Regions from separate parts of the Homo sapiens genome. Here all the other regions are linked to region 1. A link is a contact called in ENCODE Hi-C or POLR2A ChIA-PET data. All regions are on one chromosome and are shown on one strand. The core of a region is the stretch at or near the end of the contact, and the rest is flanking DNA. Distances in the headings are between cores, read along the strand shown.

Region 1 (2,700 bases), core at 29-2,528:
ACTTCTTTAAAACTCATCTTACTCTATTTTTCTAAAGGTATTTGCATTAAATGTGCAAAATACTAATGCTCTAAAGAGGAATATTTTGAAATATTAAGAATTATTTATATTTCAATGTAAAAAATGTGATTTTTTTTCTAGAAATAAAATTTCAAATTCAAATAGTTGCTTTGGGGTTTTTATAGAAGATGCATATATATATACAGATATATATATGTTCATTTCTATTAAAATCAATGTGCTAATGTTCATATGTGTTAATATTAATAAAGGTCCTAGGATTAAATTTATTCTGAAATAGACTCCTAGGATTGTGAAAGTTTGAGGTTAGTCTGGCAAAAGACACATTTAGGGGAATATCTTTCTTTAAAAAAAATTTTGTTTTTTTGCTGTCTCTTGATCTCCCGCCTCACACATTCCACTTTATTGACATTATAGAAAAATTAATTCATTTCAACAGCACTTTTACTTGCATTGCTTTTTTTTTTTTTTTTTTTTTTTTTAGACGGAGTCTTGCTCTGTCGCCAGGCTGGAGTGCAATGGCACAATCTCAGCTCACTGCAACCTCCGACTCCCGGGTTCAAGCAATTCTCCTGCCTCAGCCTTGCGAATAGCTGGGATTGGTGGCACGCACAACCACGCCCAGCTAATTTTTGTATTTTTAGTACAGACGGAGTTTCACCATGTTGGCCAGGATGGTCTCGACTCCTGACCTCGTGATGCGCCCGCCTCAGCCTCCCAAAGTGCTGGGATTACAGGCGTGAGCCACCGCGCATGGCCACTTGCACTGCTTTTTAGCAGCGAGCTCTCAGGTCAATCAACTGCTTCCTTAGGTTTACAAACTGTGGGTGTGTATTTATAAACACAGTTGTTTTGTATATCCTTTGTAGAGCACGTGGTGAAAGTGACACAGGAATAAATGCAAACCTTTTTTTCCCCTTCTTTTTTCAAAGACATAAATCCCAGGAACACTCACAACCGCAGAAGGGGATTTGATGGACATACAAAGAAACTAAATTTTGTACCGCCGCAGAAGTGAAGCATGGATAAGCTCAAAGGTATTTAGGCAGTGTTTTATTTCAAGATTTGTTATGGGGACCTCCGCCACGCCCTGGTCCGCCTTCACCAGGCCGGGCAACACTGCCCAGTCCCTGAGACCCGGCCGCCCACTAGGGAGCCGCGGGGGCGAGGCCGTGGGGGTGGCCTCGGGGAGGAGGTCCCGAGAACCACACTTCCCAGAGTGCCGTGCGCAGCCCCGCCCAGCCCGCCCCGCCCCCAGAGGCCGCGGCTCGCGGGGGCTGAGGCGAGAGGACGCCAAGCGCCCGCCGGGGCTCCGCGGGGCCGCGCAGGAGAGCGCGCGTCCGCCGGGTGCTCGCGCGGGGTTGGTGAGGTTCCGCTGAGGGCGGCCGGGGCTCTGGGAGCGTGGTAACGTGGCTGCAACCTTAGCGACATCAGGAAGAACAGGGTCGAGGATCGAGGTAACGGGACGCTCGTCTCCCCTCAGTCCCCTCGTCTCCCCTCAGTCCCCTCTTCCTTTGTGCGGTGCCGTCCGCTCGCGCCGAGCCCTCCCTCACCCCAGCCCCCAAGTCGCAACACCGTCCCGTCTTGGGTCTCCGGTGTGCGGAGGAAATTCGAGCCCTCGTGCACCAACCGAAACTCCACAGCTGAGAGGGCTTGGGGCCCGGACAGCAGGAGATCCAGCCCCTGAGCAACCTTCCACGGCTTTTGTCGCCCCCATTGGCGGGAGGAGCAGGGTTATGCTCCCGGCTCCCGTAGGGGAGCTCCAGCCTCTGGCTCTGTCAGCCTCCCCGGCAGCTCCTTGACTCCTTCCTCCCAGTCTTTCGAAGAGGGGCCCAGGCAGGTGCTTCGCGGGGTCCAGGAAGAGGGCAGGCGCGGTGCGGCTGGCGCGGGTTCGGGGCCCCGGGAGGGCGGCCGGACGCCCCCTGGAGCCGCGGCCTGCGGGGGCGGGGCGAGTGGGCCACCTCCGGGCCACGCCGCGCGGGGACGAGGCGAGGAAGGCACTGCCTGTCCCCACTCGGGGGGCTTGCTGGCCGCCCTGGAGGTGCCTTCCCGGGAGCGGCGGTGTAGACCTTGTGGAGAGTGCCTCCTGATGTGGAACCAGGAACCGCAGCCTCTTTCTAGACGCTCAGCCGCCCGGTGGAGTTGTTACCGCCACGATGACAGCTCTTTACGCCTTCCACTCCGTGCTGGGTTCAGTTGGCTTGCTGTTTTCTTCAGAGAGAGCGATTTGGCTACATAGCTTGAATTTTCTACGTGTCTCGTGCTTTACTGGACTTGCACTGTTTTTCCCTCTTGGCAGTGTTTAATCGGGTGACTTTTCATAGAAAACGTTCAGTATTTTCATCTGTGTTAATGGCATAACTTTCTTCTTGACTCTGCCCTAAGCTAATGTTACCAGTTTAGAGGGATACTTTGGGAAAAGGTCCTTAGAACCTGGGTTGACATAAGTATTTTATCTGCTGGTTGCACGTTTTTTCCTTTGCATTGTTTTTCTCCTATACAAGATGGTAATTGTTGGACTCTTGGTGTTCTTTATTCTCTCTCTAGAAGGAAATCCTCTTCGCGCATCTTTCTCGTGTTCTGGCCCTGCGGTACTCTTGGGTACGCAGAGGACTGCTGCTAACAGTGCTGGCGCCTGGAACGCTGCTTGGAGATGGCGGTGGCATTAAGCTGCTGCTT
Region 2 (2,700 bases), core at 149-2,648, 1.2 Mb before region 1:
TTAAGAAATGGTATTGGGACATAGGCTAAGCCTTTGGAAAAGCAAATAAATCTAGCTCCCCTCCTACCTCAGTACTGAAAATTCCAAGCGTACGAAAAATTTTAACTTAAAAAAAAAAACCTTAAAATTACTACAAAAATGAGTACATTTTTTAAAACACTGGGAGTGTGGATAGCTTTCCAGCCTAACATAAAACCCATAAGCCTTAACAGACAAAAAAATTGACAGACTACCCCCCAAAAAATGCACTAAAAACAACATGCACAAAAGGCAAAGTGAGAAAAATATTACATGTACGACGTGCAAAAGGCTATTCTTATTCAATATTCAAATACCTCTTCCATACAAATAAGAAAAAGATTTAACAACTCAAATTTCTAAAAGCCAGGCAAAGATAAACAGGCAATTTACCGAAAAAGGAACGCAAACGTCCAGTAGTTAAACGCAAAATAAACTCGCAGCAAGATACCAATTTCTTCACTCCACAGATGGGCAAAATTTTAAAGAACGCGGGCAACTATTTCCCCCACTTCGATGAGAATGTGGGAGAAGTGCAACTGAAGGCCAAGGTAAAATCCCATCACTGAGAACGACTCCCAAAGTTGGAGCAGTGACTACTTTCTCAAAACGAGACAGTGGGAGATGCGGCGGGCGGGGGACGGGGGTACAAACTTGAACAGAAACCTATGAGAAAGCCAGACTGGCTAAAAGGATGAAGACGGTGCCCGCATGCCCCGCACCGGCCACTTTGCTGAGCGGAGGATCCGCTGGTCGCCAGTATCCCGCTCACCCCGCGCCTGACACTGACCGGGATAAAAGACAGCTCAGGTGCGCCGTCGGCGAAACTATCCGAGCCAGGCGCGCGTCTGCGGCCTTCTGGGCTCTCCTCCCTCAGGCGCGGACCCCCGGCTGCCCGCCCCTCACAGCCCTCAGCCCTCACCCCTCACAGCCCTCACAGCCCTCACACACCAGCCCCACTCACTCGGCGTCCGGGCGCCGCCGCTCCCGGCGAGCAGCTGGTGAACCTGGACGCCCGCCCCGCCGCGTTCCAAGACCGCGAGGCGCCCCGGCGAGCAGCAGAGTTGGCGCGTCACCTCCACCCTCCGGAGCAGCGCGCGGTGGAGGCCCGCGGCGCTGGGAAAGAGCCAGAGCTGTGCGCCCGGAGACTTCGCGGGCTGGGTCGCGGCGGCCTTGCCCGCGGTCGAGCGCCCGTTGCGCCGCGACTTCCTCCGCGACCTCCGCTCCATCGCCGCTTTGCGGGGTCCCAGGCCCAGAGGCGAGAGGAGAGAACGCCTGGTCCCGGGACTGAGCGCGCCCACTGCCTCAGGCGTTGCGCTGCAGAGCGGGAACCAGCTGCGCGCAGCTGCGTGGCGTCGGGGAACCGCAGCCTCAGCTACTGAGCCCCTGCCGGGACGCCACGCCCCCCACGTGCTGTTTGGGGGCGGGGCCTGCAGCTCCAGTGGAAAACGAAACATAATGTTTGTTGTTGTTTTTAGGGGGCGGAATCGAAAAGGAAAAGGAAACTGTAATGAGAGTGACTTGGCAGGCGGCCAAAGGCAACAGGTCGTTGGCTGGGGTAAAGGCCGATGGGCTGGACTGAGAAAGTGTCCCCGGGCGGGCAGCGGCCACCTTAACTCCTGGACGGAATGGCTTTCGAGGAAACGCTGCAGTTCCACTAGGAGGCACCCTGACACACGCATTTCCAGAGGGAGGGATAACGGAAGCCAAAGTTTGTTAAGCGTTGTGCGCCGCGGCCGGGCGCGGTGATTCACGCCTGTAATCCCAGCACTTTGGGGGGCCGAGGCGGGCGGATCACGACGTCAGGAGATCGAGACCATTCTGGCTAACACGGTGAAACCCCGTCTCTACTAAAAATACAAAAACAAAATTAGCTGGGCGTGGTGGCGGGCGCCTGTAGTCCCAGCTACTCGGGAGGCTGAGGTGGGAGAATGGCGGGAACCCGGGAGGCGGAGTTTGCAGTGAGCCGAGATTGCGCCACTGCACTCCAGCCTGGGCGACAGAGCGAGACTATGTATCAAAAAAAAAAATGCGTTGTGCGCCGGGCTGAAACCGGCATAAAACTGGGCAGAGCTATGCAGGCAGCTACCCTCCCCCCCACCCCTACCCCCACCCCCACCCCCCTCGTGCCCGCTCCGCTACGTATTCCCGTATTCCCGGGTGCCTGGCAACAGTGATGTGCTTTAGGCCTTTTTTAGAATGCATACAAACGGAACCATATCTAAGTGATGTCTGGCTTTTTTAACTTAGCACAATGCTTTGAGATTCATACTATTGTGTTTAATTAGTAATTCATTTGTGTTATTGTTGAATGGTAGTCTATCATATGGGTAAGCCACAGTTTATTTATCCATTCACCAATTGATGGGCCTGTCGGTTGTAGGGAACAGGAGAAAACTTCCCCTTTGCCCTCTGAAGGGTCACCGAAAATCAACTGACAAGGCTGGGCCTGGGCTCCTGCCTGTAACCCCAGCCCTTTTTTAGCCCAAGGCAGGAGGATCTCTTCTTTGTGAAGTGTGTATTCAAATCTTTTGACCATTTATTTATTAGCTAGCTTGACTTTTTATCTAAGAGTTCTTTATATATTATTGAGTTCTTTATATGTTTCATACCATGTTCTTTATTAGCTATACGTTTTGAAATGTTTTCTACCTGTCTGTGGCTTGCCTCTTCATTTTAAGT
Region 3 (2,744 bases), core at 132-2,631, 1.3 Mb before region 1:
TTTCATTATCTCTTAAATATCTATCCAGTAGAAGTGTTTCCTTTTTGGTATCCTATAAACTACATTAACCTTAGAAAATCTTCTGAGCATTAGTGAACAAAGAACATCAAAAAATAAACTGTTTTTTTTAAAAAAAACAGGATGGCCCAAAAAACAAACAAAAAATTAGGATGAACATATAAACATTTGTCAGTTTATTTTTACATTGGAGTGGAAGAGAAATTTGAAAATATAAACATATTTTTGGATTCTGTACTTCCAGCTCCAGGAACTCAAAGTGTGAAATGATAATGCCCAGTGATGCAAAAAAAAAGTTCAGGTTGATATTCAGCAGAACGGAGGGAAAAAATGGATGACTAATGAGAATCTTTGAGTCTTCGGACATGGAAAAACTAGATGAACTAAAAATAAAAATAGACAACATTAATGGAGCATTAATTTGTGCCAGGCACTTTTCTAAATGTTCTTCGAATGCACAATCACATTTATGCCCTACCTACAAGGTAGGTACAATTATTAGTCTTATACAGATAAGGAAAATGAGCAGTTAAGTCATTTGCCAAAGTCATCCAGCTACTAATTGTGGACAGGGAACCAAGCTGTCAGGCCCCAGAGCCCAAGTTCCCATCTACTACACTGTAAGAAAGAGATCTAACATGGTCACTTTCTTGGAGAGTGGGAAGCAAACCTGGGATACAAATTCACTGAATGGATCACCCACTCATTGAATGGATCTTTAACAGGCAGATCACATCTGCCTGTTACACAGCTATTTAGGCCCCTTGCGGCCTCCAAGCTCATTTATAGAAGTAAATTAGCTGTGCTTTATTACGCAAATACTTCACAATGACTGGGTCTCAGGCAGGAAGAATTTATATATTTTGGAGGGTCAGAGGCCTAGGCCCTTCCTTCCAGGTTCTCACTTTTTTTAATGAGAGAGAAAAAAGCCAAACAAGGTTACAGAAACTAATGGTATAGTAAAGATGTACATGAAACAAATGAGCGCTTTCAATACATCCATGACAATACATTCGGTACAATACATAACAGTGTGTTTGAAACTTCACTTGGAGGTAACCACGTAGGTCCAAGCCTAACTCCCTACAACTCTGAGGCCTGGCCACTGGCTTCCTAGCATCCTTGGACAGGCCCCGGTGAAAACCCAGACACCTTGACTTAAACACTGGTTTAGTTTGTAGTCTGGTAAGGCGGCGGGGCACTCACCAGAGGCCTCTGCCCTGGGGCTGTCCTCCGGACTATAGATGACGCCCGTGGGAAAAGCAGTCGGAGCAGAAGCACCCTCGGAACCAAAGCGCCCGCCCCGCCTACTCCTCGGCAGCGTTTCCTGGAGGACCAGGGGGCGGGGCCTGCCCGGCTGGCCTGGACGAACGGGAAGCCGGGAGCTCGGCCACGGGTGGCGAGGCTGCGGTGAGGCCTGGTCTCCGGCTGCCAGACCATGCTGAGTGGAGCACGCTGCAGGCTCGCCTCAGCGCTGCGGGGAACGCGCGCGCCGCCGTCCGCGGTCGCCCGTAGGTGCCTGCACGCGTCGGGGTCGCGGCCTTTGGCCGACCGGGGCAAGAAGACTGAGGAGCCGCCCCGCGACTTCGATCCGGCGCTGCTGGAGTTCCTGGTGTGCCCGCTCTCCAAGAAGCCGCTCAGGTAACTCGCTGGCCTTGGCCCTTCCTTTGCAGCCTCCCGGTGGGCGGAAAGGGAGCGGTGGACCGCGGCCTCTTGCAGCCACTGGGGCCTTGTAGGTCGGTCAGGTACTCTCCGCTGCCACATTCTGGACTCTGTCCTCGCCGGGCGCACAGCGGGCAGGACGGGGGAGACCGGAGGCCAGGGGAGCTGCGTCCCACATCTCCCAGAACGCAACGCCAGCCTGCGGGAATGGCTCGAAGCGTTTTAGGGTTCGCGACCGGCTGCGCATTGCAATCACCCGGGGACCGTTTTAAAAATGCCGATTCCCCGACAGCCCCCAAGACGGGCAGACTTGGAATGCTCGCGGGATGGGACCTGAACATTTGTATTTTCTTTTCCTTTTTTTTTTTCCTTTTAAGAGACAGGGTGCCCCCTACGTTGCCCAGACTGGCCTAGAACTCCCGCCTCAGCCTCCTCAGGAGTCGAGAGACAGGCGCCGCCCCCACGCCCAGCTTATCTGTGTTCTTAAACGGTCCCTAAATGATTTCTAATGTACCACCAGGTTTATGAACCACTGCGATTCAGGACAAGTCCGAAGCCTTCCGGTTTTTAAGCCAAGATAATGAAAAGTATTGTTGTACCCTCCAGATTCTTGTGAAAGTGTCTTGTACAACTGGTGCCTGACAATCTTAAGCAATTCAGCTGTGTTTGCTGCCCAGTGGCTCTTAGTTGTGGCCTAGCAGGTTTCGTAGAAGCCTCTTTAACTAGTTTTTGGGAAGACAGCTCTACAGTTTCCAAGCTACCAAAATTGAATATTGACAACACTAACGCTAGTATTACAAATCGCATAAACACCAAAATGTTATCAGTGGTTATCTTTGAATGGTAGATTGCTAGCAATTTTTCGTATTTCTTTTTCCCGTAATAAACATATTATTCAATTTTCTCGAACCTTGAAATTATCATTTGATTTACGTTTATAACTAGCTCACTGCAGACTTAGTGCTTTCGAAAGTTTCTTCATTTCTGCCCTCTCACCTTTTCCAGTGATTTCCTTCTAATGGATTAGTTAAGTTTCTCTACTTAGCATTTATTCTAAAATGAAG
Region 4 (2,757 bases), core at 119-2,618, 1.4 Mb before region 1:
AATCTGCCGACTAAAACATGATACCCGATCACCGCATTTAAAACTTTTTATTTTTTCATTTCTCTCAAGTCTAGAGTTGAAAAATCAGCTCACTTGATCTTATCTAATCATCAAATAAAAGGTTCTAGAAATAGCTTCTTATTTGTGGAAAGAGCCAGAAGACACATACAAATGGAAGAGAGCTCTTGAATCGTCTTTCCCAAAGCATTCTATGCGTGATGAATGCAAGCAAAATCCTGGAAGGCTTTTCTCTGAATTAGGTACTTCCTAATTGAGCTCATTTGAAAGCTGATGTAAAATGCAATCAGAAAGCAGCCAGAAACAGTGACAGACCAACAGCAAAGTTCAAATACTTATTCCCTGGAGCTCATGCTGCATACACATATTCCGTGCACAGTCGCATTAGGTACTGTCTCCATAGGCTCACCTGTTTCAGGTTACACATGCTCCTCTCGGTCTGGTTGCCCTGGTTTGCCCACTCCACACATTCACAAATGACTCAAGTCTCACCTGCCCCCGGCCGTCCCAGCTCCTGACACCCCCGCGTCGGTCCGCACCGACGTGTCGGCGTACACACACACACACACCCGTACACACGTGTCCGCACACACCCTCGCCCCCGGCCCCGCCCAGGAGGCGGACCCGGGAGAGGCGAGCCGGCCCGGCCTCCGCGAAGTGGGTGGTGCCGGGCCCCGCAGCCCTGCCGGCGCTGTCATCGCGGACGCCGTGCACCGCGTCCTCGGCGCAAACTCCTCGCGGCCGCTGAGGTTCCCCAAAATGCCAGGGCCTCGCCAGCTCCCATTTCAATTGAAAGCGTCCGCGCCCCTCACTGCACGGAGGTCCCTGGAACCCCAGAATTTAAATAGGGGCAGGGGGCGAGCATAGGGACTATCCTCCTTTTGACTTTCTGCGTCGCAATTCCTCCCGGGCGGCAGGGCGGGAGGGCGGCCGAGCGCGGGCGGGAGGCGCTCCCATTTTGAAGGCTTGTCTCGCCTTTCCCGGCGCGGGGCTCTCTGACCGGAGGGCGAGCCCACGAGAACGCCAGGGAGGCGTACGCAGGGTACTAAGGGCGCCGCGCCCCAACCTCCCCGCGCCCCAGACCCAGGTCGTCTCTGGAGGTGCCTGCAGCCCCCGCCGCCGGAGCCACGGGAGGAGCCGCAGCCGCCCCTCCGGGAGCCGCGCGCTGACTGCAGTGCCAGGCGGAACGCGGCCCAGCGCGGCTGCAGCTCCGCCGTACCCCCCTCCCTGGAACCCCGGCCCCCGCCCTGCGCACCTCGGCAGCAGCCGAACCGCAGCTTGGGACTCCGACTGTCACAGCCCCTCTCGCCGGACCCGGGGTTTCTCCGTTTTCGGCGTCACAATAATAAGGAAGTTTCCCCGCAAGCCTGCGGGCGGCGGAATGCGCTGGGTGAATGGCTTCGCACCGGGCCAATGGGCGCCGTTCTGGGATGGGCCCGCGCCAATGGCGGCCGCCGTGGCACGGGCTGGAGGCGGGGCGGCAAGGTCCGCGGGCAGGAGGAGGGGAGAGGCCCAGGCCCCAGAGCCAGGCGCAGGCTGCCCGAGGTGACAGGACTCGAGGGCCCGGCGCGGGGACAGCGGCACGGGTGTGTCAGCCGAAATCGGACTGCAAGACATAGAGCGTTGACGCTGAAATAAGATTGCTTTTCACTGGCGGGGAAGCGAGCTGGACCGATCAGCGGTTGCCTATTCAGGTTCTGGACTCTGGTTTTTATTATTTATGAAGAGGTGACCGAAAGCCTTGGGCACGGGGGAAAAAGCTGGAGGGTGACAATTGAGGGAGAGTGCGCTAGTCTTCTGCTTTACTCCCCTTCGTAGGACTGTAGGAAGCGCGGCGCCGGCCCGCGGCGCTGCGCGGTGGGAGAGGCGGGGAAGGAGGTACGCGGCAGCCGCCGGCGCTCTTCTGGAGAGGTGGGGATCGAAGACCGGCACGGGGCTGCGGAAGAAAGGCGGGCCTGGGGGAGGCTGGAGGGTGGACCCGGGGGGAGCATAGCAAGAAGAGTCTGAGCACCAGATCTTAAAATCTTGTAATCTGAAAGACACTCTGTGGCCTATACCCAGTAACGGATTTTTTAAAAGTTTGTCCTCTTCCACTTTTCCCTAGCGCCGAATCCCAGAGCTTCCTCCCCCTCCCCAAGGTCACTAGTGCTTTCATACTTGCCCTAGACCTGATCTGATCCACAGCTAATCTTTTGCAGAAAACCTCAGAAAGGTGACTTCATGTGTCTGCCCCCCTTAAATGTAAAATGCAGAACACTGGCACGGTACTGCTTTAATCCAAAGGAATAACTCTCCCAGTGGAAGAATTTCTATAACCTGGCATTTGAAGCAGGAAGGCCCTTTGAGGATAGATTCTTACCAAGGACATTCAAATCACCTCAGGTCTGCAATCGCTCGTCCTGAGAACCTAACAGACTGACCAAGTAGAAAAGAAAGTTTCAAGGAGTGGTGTATCCTGGGGATGAGACGTTGTTGGCTGACTGACAGTGTTGAGCCCTCCGTGAAATAATGCAAATTGTCCAGTACACTGAGACAAGAAAGCTAAAAAAGCAGAATCTAAGTTATCAGGTCATCTAAGAAAAAATCCAAACCTTTGAAATTTGGATCACACTTGACACGTTTAGAAACACTGGGGATGGCCAGGCGCGGTGGCCCATGCCTGTAATCTCGGCACTTTGGGAGGCCGAAGCCGGTGGATCACTTGAGGTCAGCAGTTCGAGACCAGCCTGGCCAACATGG

Evidence for each region. A loop is a pair of places that touch in the nucleus more often than their neighbours do. ChIA-PET counts read pairs that join two places held with the same protein, here RNA polymerase II (POLR2A). Pooled maps may share reads with other maps.
Region 2: a loop to region 1 is called in a map of CD8-positive, alpha-beta T cell, with 3 times the contacts of the local background. The contact joins the promoter of HERC5 here to the promoter of KLHL8 in region 1. A Hi-C loop is called at or near these places in 1 of 168 maps with a recorded cell type or tissue (CD8-positive, alpha-beta T cell), 2 of 37 single-sample maps with no recorded cell type and 6 of 50 pooled maps.
Region 3: a loop to region 1 is called in a map of naive thymus-derived CD4-positive, alpha-beta T cell, with 4 times the contacts of the local background. The contact joins the promoter of PIGY here to the promoter of KLHL8 in region 1. A Hi-C loop is called at or near these places in 1 of 168 maps with a recorded cell type or tissue (naive thymus-derived CD4-positive, alpha-beta T cell) and 11 of 50 pooled maps. POLR2A ChIA-PET finds 5 or more read pairs at or near these places in 2 of 52 experiments (H1 and WTC11).
Region 4: a loop to region 1 is called in a map of naive thymus-derived CD4-positive, alpha-beta T cell, with 3 times the contacts of the local background. The contact joins the promoter of HERC3 here to the promoter of KLHL8 in region 1. A Hi-C loop is called at or near these places in 2 of 168 maps with a recorded cell type or tissue (CD8-positive, alpha-beta T cell and naive thymus-derived CD4-positive, alpha-beta T cell) and 8 of 50 pooled maps.

Annotation. Positions count from the first base shown.
Region 1 is chr4:87,219,196-87,221,895 of GRCh38, reverse strand. KLHL8 (kelch like family member 8) reads left to right here and starts at 1,278. Exons shown (of 10, transcript NM_020803.5): 1 at 1,278-1,478. RefSeq lists silencers at 1,059-1,548, 1,889-2,158 and an enhancer at 1,664-2,276.
Region 2 is chr4:88,455,817-88,458,516 of GRCh38, reverse strand. It overlaps HERC5 (HECT and RLD domain containing E3 ubiquitin protein ligase 5), which reads right to left and starts at 1,398. Exons shown (of 23, transcript NM_016323.4): 1 at 983-1,398. The coding sequence starts at 1,247. All of the region lies in intron 1 of LOC102723458 (a long non-coding RNA gene), which reads left to right. RefSeq lists an enhancer at 1,339-1,768.
Region 3 is chr4:88,522,413-88,525,156 of GRCh38, reverse strand. It overlaps PIGY (phosphatidylinositol glycan anchor biosynthesis class Y), which reads left to right and starts at 1,381. Exons shown (of 2, transcript NM_001042616.3): 1 at 1,381-1,659. PYURF (PIGY upstream open reading frame) reads left to right here and starts at 1,381. Exons shown (of 2, transcript NM_032906.5): 1 at 1,381-1,659. The coding sequence starts at 1,457. It overlaps PIGY-DT (PIGY divergent transcript), which reads right to left and starts at 1,347. Exons shown (of 2, transcript NR_134663.1): 1 at 1,225-1,347; 2 at 166-392. It also overlaps a transcript of HERC3 not described here. RefSeq lists an enhancer at 2,024-2,083.
Region 4 is chr4:88,591,091-88,593,847 of GRCh38, reverse strand. HERC3 (HECT and RLD domain containing E3 ubiquitin protein ligase 3) reads right to left here and starts at 1,368. Exons shown (of 26, transcript NM_014606.3): 1 at 1,274-1,368. RefSeq lists silencers at 343-752, 1,073-1,632, 1,803-1,862.